Regions from separate parts of the Mus musculus genome. Here region 2 is linked to region 1. Evidence: chromatin loops called from intact Hi-C (ENCODE). Cell type or tissue: left cerebral cortex. All regions are shown on one strand.

What was found. Hi-C counts contacts between places; a loop is a spot of excess contacts. Peaks named below come from ENCODE experiments on the same cell type or tissue, not always from the same donor. Only the 100,000 strongest peaks of a DNase experiment are listed, where the experiment ranks them.
Region 2: a loop joins it to region 1, with 2.0 times the contacts of the local background. A loop is called at or near these places in 2 of 42 quality-filtered maps.

What each region holds. Positions count from the first base shown.
Region 1 is chr15:12,089,934-12,094,933 of GRCm38, reverse strand. No RefSeq gene overlaps it. Among named protein-coding and RNA genes, the nearest start is that of Gm34759, 12 kb to the right of the region's middle. In left cerebral cortex, a CTCF peak has its summit at 2,645 (motif pointing left); DNase peaks (open chromatin) are centred at 1,381, 1,693, 2,671, 2,965 and 2 more places; H3K27ac peaks cover 2,521 bases.
Region 2 is chr15:12,147,611-12,152,610 of GRCm38, reverse strand. Zfr (zinc finger RNA binding protein) reads right to left here. Exons shown (of 20, transcript NM_011767.2): 7 at 2,892-3,083; 8 at 2,147-2,438. Among named protein-coding and RNA genes, the nearest start is that of Mir1898, 21 kb to the left of the region's middle. In left cerebral cortex, no CTCF peak of the experiment used is centred here; a DNase peak (open chromatin) is centred at 2,929.

The DNA.
Region 1 (5,000 bases):
ATGGCTTGTATACCCTTGGTTCAGGGAGTGGCACTATTAGAAGGTGTGGCCCTTTTGTAGTAGGCGTGTCACTGTTGATGTGGGCTTTAAGGCCCTCATCTGAGCTGCCTGGAAGCCAGTCTTCTCCTAGCAGCCTTCAGAAGAAGATGTAGAACTCTCAGCTCCTCCTGTACCATGCCTGCCTGGATGCTGTCATGCTCTTGCCTAGATGATAATGGACTGAACCTCTGAATCTGTAAGCCAGCCTCAATTAAATTGGTCCTTATAAGAGTTGCCTTGGTCATGGTATCTGTTCACAGCAGTCAAACCTAAACTAAGACAGTTCCCTAGGGACAAAAGTCTTATATTGAAATAACAGGAACAACAATTATTATTATATTTTTATTATTAATAATTTATTATGACTACTAATTATTATAAATCAGTCAAACTGTAGGGCCCTAGGTAATAGCAGAGTGGCTCCACTTGTGGTGTTTCTCATAGGGTTTACTTGGTCAAAGGCATTTGAATGAAGCAGCAGCCAAAGCATGTGGCCTCTGACAGCAGAAATGAGGGTGATGCTACAGGGAGGACAGAATTAGTCACAGGAGGTAGGTGTCTAACTGTAACCAGAGCCATGGTGCACATCTGTTGGTGAGTAACAGTTGAAATGACATGGGGACATCATGATAAACATTGGGATAAGTCCAAGGAGGGGGCCGGAACTGTCAGGTTTCACCATAATGCAACTGTAGGCAAAACCAGCAACATTCAATGGCTCCCAACATTAATAACATGTGTGTATCCCACCTGTAAGTGTTAAGTCAGATGGCATTGTTTCCTGCTGTGGGTTCGGTTCAAGGCTGCCACACAGGTCTCCCATGTCAAGGGTGTCAGCCAAGCCATACAAACACCTTAAAAACATCTTCATCTATTAATATTCAATCGACAAACACATTGCGTAGTCAAGCCCAGTGTCCATGGATCATGAAAATGCCTCTGCCCACCCCAGAGAGACAGAGAGCCTAAAGCCTCCCATGGCAACGGCTGTGATAATTCAACTGCAAGGAGGGGGTAAGGAAAGCTGAACAGTAATCGAGTGTGCCTCGTGACTGTTCAGAGGCACAAGTGAGTTACCATGGAGACACCCTGATTGAGGAAGAGCGGCTGAACTGTGAGATCTGGGAGCTAAGACACTCCTTTATCGCTGTCGCTTTGATACGCAGTCTTGATTTTTACCCTCCAGTGTCAACTTTGAACCTCCTTGATTTTTTACCTCCAGGCTAAATTTAAGTCTTAGGAAGCTGAAGTTACAGAAAGCAGGGTGGAGAGGCTGAGCACAGAGAGAGCTTGAAGCCAGTAGCTTTAACCCAAAGAGCTATATATACAGTAATGCAGTGCAATCAGACAGCCAGGCTTGGCTTGAGAAAAGAAAGCATATTCATGCCTCACGTTTTTGTAAAATTACAGACAAAGACGTTTCCTCGTTCCGGCCTGGATGTGGATTTCAGTGTGACCCCAGGATTGCCGTGCATGGAGGCAGGTCCCAAAGCAGCCATGTCAAAGCCTGTGGGATCGATCACTCTGCGGTAGAGGACGCTAGGCACTCATTGCCCTGCAAGGCCCAGCGTCATTTTTCTAGGACCTAGTTTTAGTGAGAAAGGATTGTTACAAAAGACAAAGCCTGGCCCTGCTTGTACCTCTCTGGTTCCTTATTCTGTCACGAAGCCATCCACCACGATGTTGATCCAGAGGCGTCCTCACAAAGCCGCCTACGCTGTTGGCCGGTCAGCCTTCCAGACTCGGAATTCAATACACCCTTCTTTCTGCCACCACCCAGCTGAAGGTGTTTTTGTAAAAGAAAACAGAGGCGTATGCTTTCCATTTGCAAGCTCGGTTCTGTAGTAATTTATTTTTATATGTAAGGAGTATTTCAATACTTTCCCTGATATTGTAGGGGAAACGAGCACTGGATATAATTGATATTTCTAGCTATTAAGAATGTGTTCCTTTAGATGAAGGGGATGGTAACCCCATAGGAGGACCAACAGTCTCAACTAACCTGGACCCCTGGAGGCTCCCAGAGACTAAACCACCAACCAAAGAGCATACACAGACTGGTCTGAGATCCCCAGCATATAGACAGCAGAGGGCTATCTTATCCGGCTTCAGTTGGAAAGGATGTGCTTAATCCTGTAGAGACTTGAGACCCCAGGGCACAGGGATGCCCAGGGGTGGGGTGGGGGGAGCACCCTCTCAGAGACAAAGGGATGAAGAACTGTGGGAGGGGGAACCAGGAGGGGGGGGTGACATCTGGAATGTAATAAATAAAATAATTAATTTTAAAAAATTTAAAAAAAGAATGTTCTCCTTCAAGTTTCAAAATTGTTTAACCATTTAAAAAATTAAAAAACAAAAAACAAAGAAGGAGTTTTGTTTTGATGATCTTACTCCTTAAGTAGCCCTGGAGACAAAAGAGGACAGCTTTCAGGGTTCTGTTAAGGCCCATTAAAGGTCAAGAGAATGGAATCTCGGGGCTAGAGAGATGGCTCAATAATTAAGAGCATTTCTACTCTTCCAGAGGATCCAGGTTCAATTCCAACACCCACATGGTCGCTCACAACCGTAAAGTTCTTGGGGGTGAGGATGGGTCTAGTGCCCTCTTCTGGCCTCTGTGGGAACTGCATCAGTTCTAATGTTGGATGGAGAGATACTCTGATCTGCTGCAAAGATTAGAATACTGCAGGTTATTGTCTCCTTCCTTAAAAGTTAATTCAGTCGGGCCTGTCAGTCATCCATCCAAGAGACCACTTTTTAGAAAGCTGGTTCACCTAACGCCATGGTAAGGAGATGGAAAGAGTAACCATCCCTTTAATGAGATAATAAACGGAGCCTTCCCAGTACTCTCTCTCCCCTGCAACTGCTTGTAGATCTCCTATCATGTAAGACCACAGCCCGCCCACGTGCCTGAGTTGCTCATAAATGTGTGACTTTTCCTTTTTCTTCCATCTCTTCTTTTTATTCCAGATACTAAGCAAAACCAGAGTGTGTTCCTCTGGACATTCTGGGCTTTTCCACTCTCTTTTTTCCCCCCTTCTGAAACTTTTCTGCTCGTCTCAGCTGCTCGTCTGCCAAGTAGCTGGCTTGTGGGCCTCCATTCCTGAACCTGGCTGTTTTCTTAAAGGCATGGCTTTCTTCTTTCTTTCTTTTTCATCATCTTCCTCCTGGGAACCGCTGAGATTTACAAGTTGCCTGCCTTGTTTTTCTCTCAAATTGATAGAACTGTCTTCATTCCAAGTCTGTTTCCAAATTCTTTATTAATAGATGATTTATTATTAGTTATTAATAATAGACTTGGTTTGAATAAGTATGGCCCCCATAGACTCTTGCGTTTGAATGGTTGGCCCATAGGGAGTGGCACTATTAGGAGGTGTGGCCTTGTTGGAATGGGTGTGGCCTTGGTGGAGGAAGTGTGTCACTGCGGGGGCAGTCTCTGAGGTCTCACAGGCTCAAGCTACACTCAGTGTGGCACACAGTCTCCTGCTGCTGCCTGCAGTTCAAGGTGTAATAGAACTTTCAGTGCCTTCTCCGGCATCACGTCTGGCTGCATGCTGCCATGTCCTCCTCCATGACAGCAATGGACTAAACTGTAACTGTTTTCCTTTGTGTGAGTTACTGTGGTCAGTGTGCCTCACGCTGGAACTAGAACCCCCATTAAGACAGACTAAGAACCCAAGGAGCGAATGCCAGTTTCCCTGGCAACGTCCTGTGTGGCCTTGAACTTATGATCCTCCAGCCGTCAGCCTCCGTACTGACTAGGATTATGGGCCTGTGCCATTGGACCTGGCTCAGGGCTAGATTTTGAAGAAAGTCATGGTAGAGTTTTATGACTTTAGGAAGGAAGACAAGGGTGGCATGGTTGTGAAAGGAGCCAGACACAAGGGACAAATGTACACACCTCCTCATGTAAAGTATGGCAGAAAGTTGAGGTGAGTGTGCTTGCTCTAACTGAGAACCCATTTTCTCCCACCCTGGACATCTTCAGTACACTGTTTCTCAGGCTTTCTGACCCCTGGACTTAGAGCAGCATCCCACATTCTCCCTCTTATGGCTGAGAGAAGACAGACAGACAGACAGACAGACAGACAGACAGACAGACAGACAGACAGACAGGAAATTAAGGGGGATGGAGGAAGGAGCCCTTTACTGCAGAATCTGGTTCAAGGTTCTCTCCAGCTGAGAGTCAGGAATTCCATCAAATGAACAAAACTTGCCGTGAAGCTAGTCGACACTGAGACAACATCCGCTTTAGAGAGATTTCAAATGAGAAGGTTAACGTAGCAGTGGGCAGGGGTGAAGGCCTAAGAGCTTGCGATCTTTGAGTGTGATTTTGTTCTTCTCCCAGACATAAACCTGCGATCTTCTGGAACCCTGGAAACAAGGTTAAAAACTTTGTTTATGGGGAGGGGGAAGGGTATATTTTGACTCTGTTGAAAGTCCTCATGTTCTATGGTTTTACCTTGTCAGCTGTAATCATATCCTGCACACCGCAGGGACCTTCTGTGAGCTCATTTGTGTCCCTTAGTAACCCTTCAAGATGTGGTTTCAGAGGCCCTCGTGTGTGTGTGTGTGTGTGTGTGTGTGTGTGTGTGTGTGTGTGTGAGGCTATTGGAGAACCCTTAAGCATGACTGACTCTCTGGAGAAGCCCACGCCCACACTGTGTGCATGGCGTTGTTTCCCTAAGTGCTTCGCCTTCTGTGGTCTTGCCCTGAAATTCTTTCCTGCAGAGACTCAGGCTTCCTTGAATGGAAGTCTCAGAAACGAACTCTCTACGATGCTGCTGCATGCAACCACCCTGATCCCACTGATGACTCCCGTTTCTACCTCACCATGTTTCTAAGTACACAATGTGTATTAATATAAAAGATGTATTATTACCAGAGACCGAGATGGTGGCAAACAAGAGGGGGAAGATAGCCAGAAAAAGCCCTTGTGTCTAGTTCCATTAGGGAGTGGCCAC
Region 2 (5,000 bases), 58 kb before region 1:
AATATAACCTGTGTTTATACTGATATTGAACTCCCTAAACTGTGATTAATAACAAACTGGTATTTATCTATCCCCACCTCTCCACAGTGTTTTATCCTGTTTTTTTCATCTCTGACATGGGCATTATCATTTCTGGCAGTTCACTACCTCCCAAATGTGGAGTTGATGTGGGGGCGGGGATTGAGCCCAGGTTTATACATGCTAGGCAAGCTTCAATGGAACTACATATTCAGTCTGTGTTGGCCATAAGCACATGTCAGGTTTTCCTCTCTCCTACCATATGCTAACAGGGACTGGAGTCATCAGGCTTGGCATATCTTTTACCCACTGTGGTCTTGGTCTTCCCAGCTTGCATCTGTTTTTATTCTAAATTCAAAGTGTGAATAGCCTCAAATATGGAAAAACAAAACAAAACAAAAAACCCTACAAATCACTGCTTTTACTTTAACCAATTAAATTTAACATATTCAGGAGAATAACATACTGTTAATGATCTTAAAGCTAAGTAGGTACCAAAAGAACAAGACAATTTTATACACATGTAAGAAATTGTCAAATAACAACTTTAGCAAAACTGTACTAAAAAGTATAAGACAGGCTGGAGAGAAGGCTCCACAGTTAAGAGCACTAACTGCTCTTCCAGAGATCCTGAGTTCAAATTTTAGCAACCACACTGTGGCTCACAACCATTTGTAATGGAATCTAATGCCCTCTTCTGGTGTGTCTAAGTCCGCTACAGTGTACTTACATATAACAAATAAATAAATAAATAAATCTCTAAATATAAGTAAATAATAAAAAAAGTAAAAGTCAATGCAACTATGATTGAGCTGCTCATAATTTAAAGGAAGGCACAAGCATTCCTAATGTCCTGTGCTAAGTAGAAGCTGAATGTTGTAAGAGTGAAGCAGAAGAGTCACAAGCCCCCTCATCTGGTAGAAATGACTTCACAAAGGCTGTGTCATCTGAACTGTGCTTTGAGAGACTACCATTGAGAATGAACAGTCAAGATGCAAGAGAGTAATGTCTAAACACAAAGTGCAGCATGTACAAAGGAAGAAAGTCAGTGCTGTAGCATCAGCTCCTCCCCAGGTGGAGCTGACATAAAGGGAAGAGAGGAGGTACAGGTCAGTTATAGAGGCTTGGATGACACAGTCATTAATAGACTTTATCCTACATATAAAGGCCGGCCAGTGAAGATTTTAAAAGAGAAGGTACACTAACAAGAACACAGAGATTATTTTGAAGAGAATAAATATAGGAAAGGCACTGTATAGATAAGGAAATAGCAACAGGGAAAAGGCAACTAAAAAGAAGGAATAATGTTAGTGAAGCTCTCCCTTTAAAAAAGGGGGAAAAATCAGTCATTTTTAATGAGTATTTTGTAGTATCCTTGTAATGGGACACAATAGAAAGGGGATATCTATTAGAAGATCAGCAAGCAACCAAAATATGATTCTCAAACTCAGGTGGGATTCTGATATTGCCAGATTTTTATAGCTGCATACACTAGAATGCATGAAATTGCCTAAGGATGCTATTGCACACAGAGATGAGACACAGAACCACAATTTTAGGAATAATGCCATTTAACAAAAACATGGGTAGAGAATCAGTAAGATACCACCCCCCAAAAGCGATGGATGGACATATATGCTAGAAACTAAGATTTATTTTAGGTTTAAGGTATAGCAGTCAATTATGTCAAGTTTAAGTTAAAGCGGTCAATAGGATGAAACCAAAACTGACCAGTGGATCTGGCAGGAGCTGATTTTGTTTGTTTGTTTGTTTGTCTGTTTGCTTTTTAGTTTTTATCGTAATAGCTTATTCTAGCCTGGAGCCAAATGCAGGCTGGTGTCAAACTTTCAGCAATCCTTCTGACTCATCAGACTCCCAAGTATCGATACTACAGGTATGAGACATGCTTGGCTCTTAAGAAATGCGGTACCCGCTGAGTCTTGCAATAGGTGTCAGAAAGGGTATCTGACTGTGTATTTATTGTTTAGAGAGCAGAGAGAACAGAGGCTGCTTAGCCATTCAGTGTTTGCCTGGCACACATAAGGGTTCAATAGCCAGCAATACAATGGAAAAGAAAAACCACTCTGACAGTTAGGAGGAACACAAAGAATCAATCTTTAGTACTTGCCAACAAAGTTTATTTTGGGTGTAGATGTTTTCTTGGCAGCCATATTGGTAGGTATCGCTGACACTTTAGTGTTGGATGTACTATTAAGAGACGAGTTTCCTGTAGTTGAAAGACCTTTCACTGAAGAAGTTGCAATTGATGACGTGTTCAGAGTACAATTGCTTGCGCCAATACTTGAAGGAGAGGCAGTTGGTTTTGAAGCAGATGCAGCTGTTGAAGAAGTAGCTTGGCTAACAACATTTGGTTCCGTTGAAGGAATAGGTTTACCAAGTTTTGTGTGTAATTTAACCACCTACAAAACAAAAAGCACACCTGTCAGGAAACTCAAATGTGTTGTTGTCTTTTAAAAAGTTTGTCTGAGTAAGACTATAAAGTGAAAATCAAAACTTAATTTTCTTTGCTATGTTTTTTTCAGTTATAGACAAAACTCATTTTAACATCTGTGTTTATTGATGAAAGGACTTGTCTATAAGCAAATCAGTCTGTAGTTAATCAAGACAAATGAATGAATCCCAAATTGTAAAGCAAGTGGTTTAACTCAACTTAAAGGTCGCTAGTGTTTGTCTTTTAAGCAATGACTATTTGATGTTACCGTGATGTATGTTAACATTTAAGCAAGGTTTATAACACACTCAAAGGTTTCAAAAATGGAAGTCAAGTGTTTTCAAACCCCTGTTGAAAAGTGAAAGTAAGCAGAGTAGACATAAGGCTGTGTGTGGGTGGGAGGGGGGACCAAAACACCTACTTTCTGATGCTTAGCACCACGAATGTGGGCAGCATATGCATCTGCTCCTGTACAAGACACATCACAGAGCTCGCAACGTAGCTGATTTTGTGTCCCACGAGTTGAGTTGTTGCTGCTGCTGGTATTTTGAGAGGCTTTCAATGCGGCTTCCTTTTTTTTATGTTTCTGTCCTTCTAAGTGCTCTTTATAAGTCTGTTTTGAACAAAAAGTACAAATTTTCTTTCTATAACATTCTATTCAATTTTCAGACCTCTAACACTCATTTAAAAATGGGATCATAAGCTGACTGGCACATGCCTTTAATCTTAGTACTCAGGAGGCAGAACTGAGCTGCATTGAGTTTGAGAACAGCCTGGTCTACATGGTGAGTTCCAGGCCAGCTAGTTACATGGTGAGACCCTGTCTCAAAAAAAAAAAAAAAAAAAAAAAAACAAAAAAAAAAAAAAAAAAAAAAACAAACCAAAACCAAACGAACAGATGCCCAAAACAAAAGAAATAATCCAACAAGTGTGTGGTGCAGACCTGTAATAGAAGTGCTCAGTAGGCTGAGGAAGAGAATCATTGAGTTCAAGGCTATCCCAGGCTTTGTAATAGTATACTTACTGTCTCAAAATAAATTAAATAAAATAAAAGGGGAGAGAATGAGGAAAGCATGGATGAGATCTGCTATTTTCAAAGCACTTAAGAACAGGGGAGATTGTATGGATGATCTGTAATTCTCTGCAGGTTATTTAACAATAGTTTGCTATTTGGTACCAAGGACTGAATTCAGGGACTACATCTTTAACCTTCTAAGAACAATGTTCTTCAATATTCTATGTATGGGTACACATGCTTGAGTGTGTGTGTGCTGAAGAGTAAACAGAGCAAGCACAACCTATGTTTCTGTTTGAGAGGGTAGCCCAGCCTTTCTGTAGGCAAGGTTTTCCTGAGACCATCCAGGGAGTGAGTGCCTGGGATCTGACTATCCCTGCTTTCTGAATGAACACTAGGATTCTAAGCTCAGGCAACATGAGACATCTTTTACACATGACTTCTGGGGATCAAACTTGTGAAAGTCTGTTTGGAAAACATTACTGAGCTGTTTTGTTTTTAACCCAATAGCTTTGAATTACAAAAGTACTTTCATAAATAGACTATATATAAGATAAACTGCCCATAGTTTTAAGAACTTTTATTTTTTTTTTTTGCTTGTGTATAACACTGGACAGAAAATAATAACTTAAAAAAATCATTACACAAGTCTGATTATAGAATTAATCTGCAAAACTACTGCATGATAGTAGTTCTTTATAAAAAGTTATATTTATAAAATTTAAATTTGAAAATCTGAATGCACTTTAATATTTAATCTAGTTAAACAGATTGCTTAAGAATGAATACGAGTACATATATTTTAATACTAAGTAGGTGTCAATAATTCAGAAAACACCAAAAAAAAATATTGCAGGATTATGTATTAAAAACAAAATTAATCCGATAAATTAAAGAGTACATATAAGCCAAGCATAATGGCACACGCCTTTGATCCCAGCACCTGGGAGGAGAGGCAGGCAGATCTCTGTGAGTTTGAGGCCAGCCTGGTCTACATACACAGTGAGTTGGTGCTGTAGAGGGAAGATGAGCCAAGCACTACATAGTGAGACCCTGTGTCTGTCTGTCTTCTGTCTCAAAAGGGGGTGGAGAGATATACTGGTAGAATAGAGCTGGAAACAGAAATATGTGAAGAGTTAAATTTGACCTACTCTCCCCAAATATGCTTTTTATATGCCAAGCTGCTAAAATTTTTTTTTAAAGAAAGATTTATTTATTATTATATCTAAGTACACTGTAGCTGTCTTCAGATGCATCAGAAGAGGGCGTCAGATCTCATTATGGATGATTGTGAGCCACCATGTGGTTGCTGGGATTTGAACTCAGGACCATCAGAAGAACAGTCAGTGCTTTTAACCACTGAGCCATCTCTCCAGCCCTAAAATTTCAGAAAACAAATCAAAAGCATTCATGCCTGATACCCTCAGAGGGAAGAGGCACCACACCCCTGGAACTGTGGTTAAGTGAGTTAGCACAAAGCTCTGGAAACCCAACCCAAGGCTTCTATAAGATCAA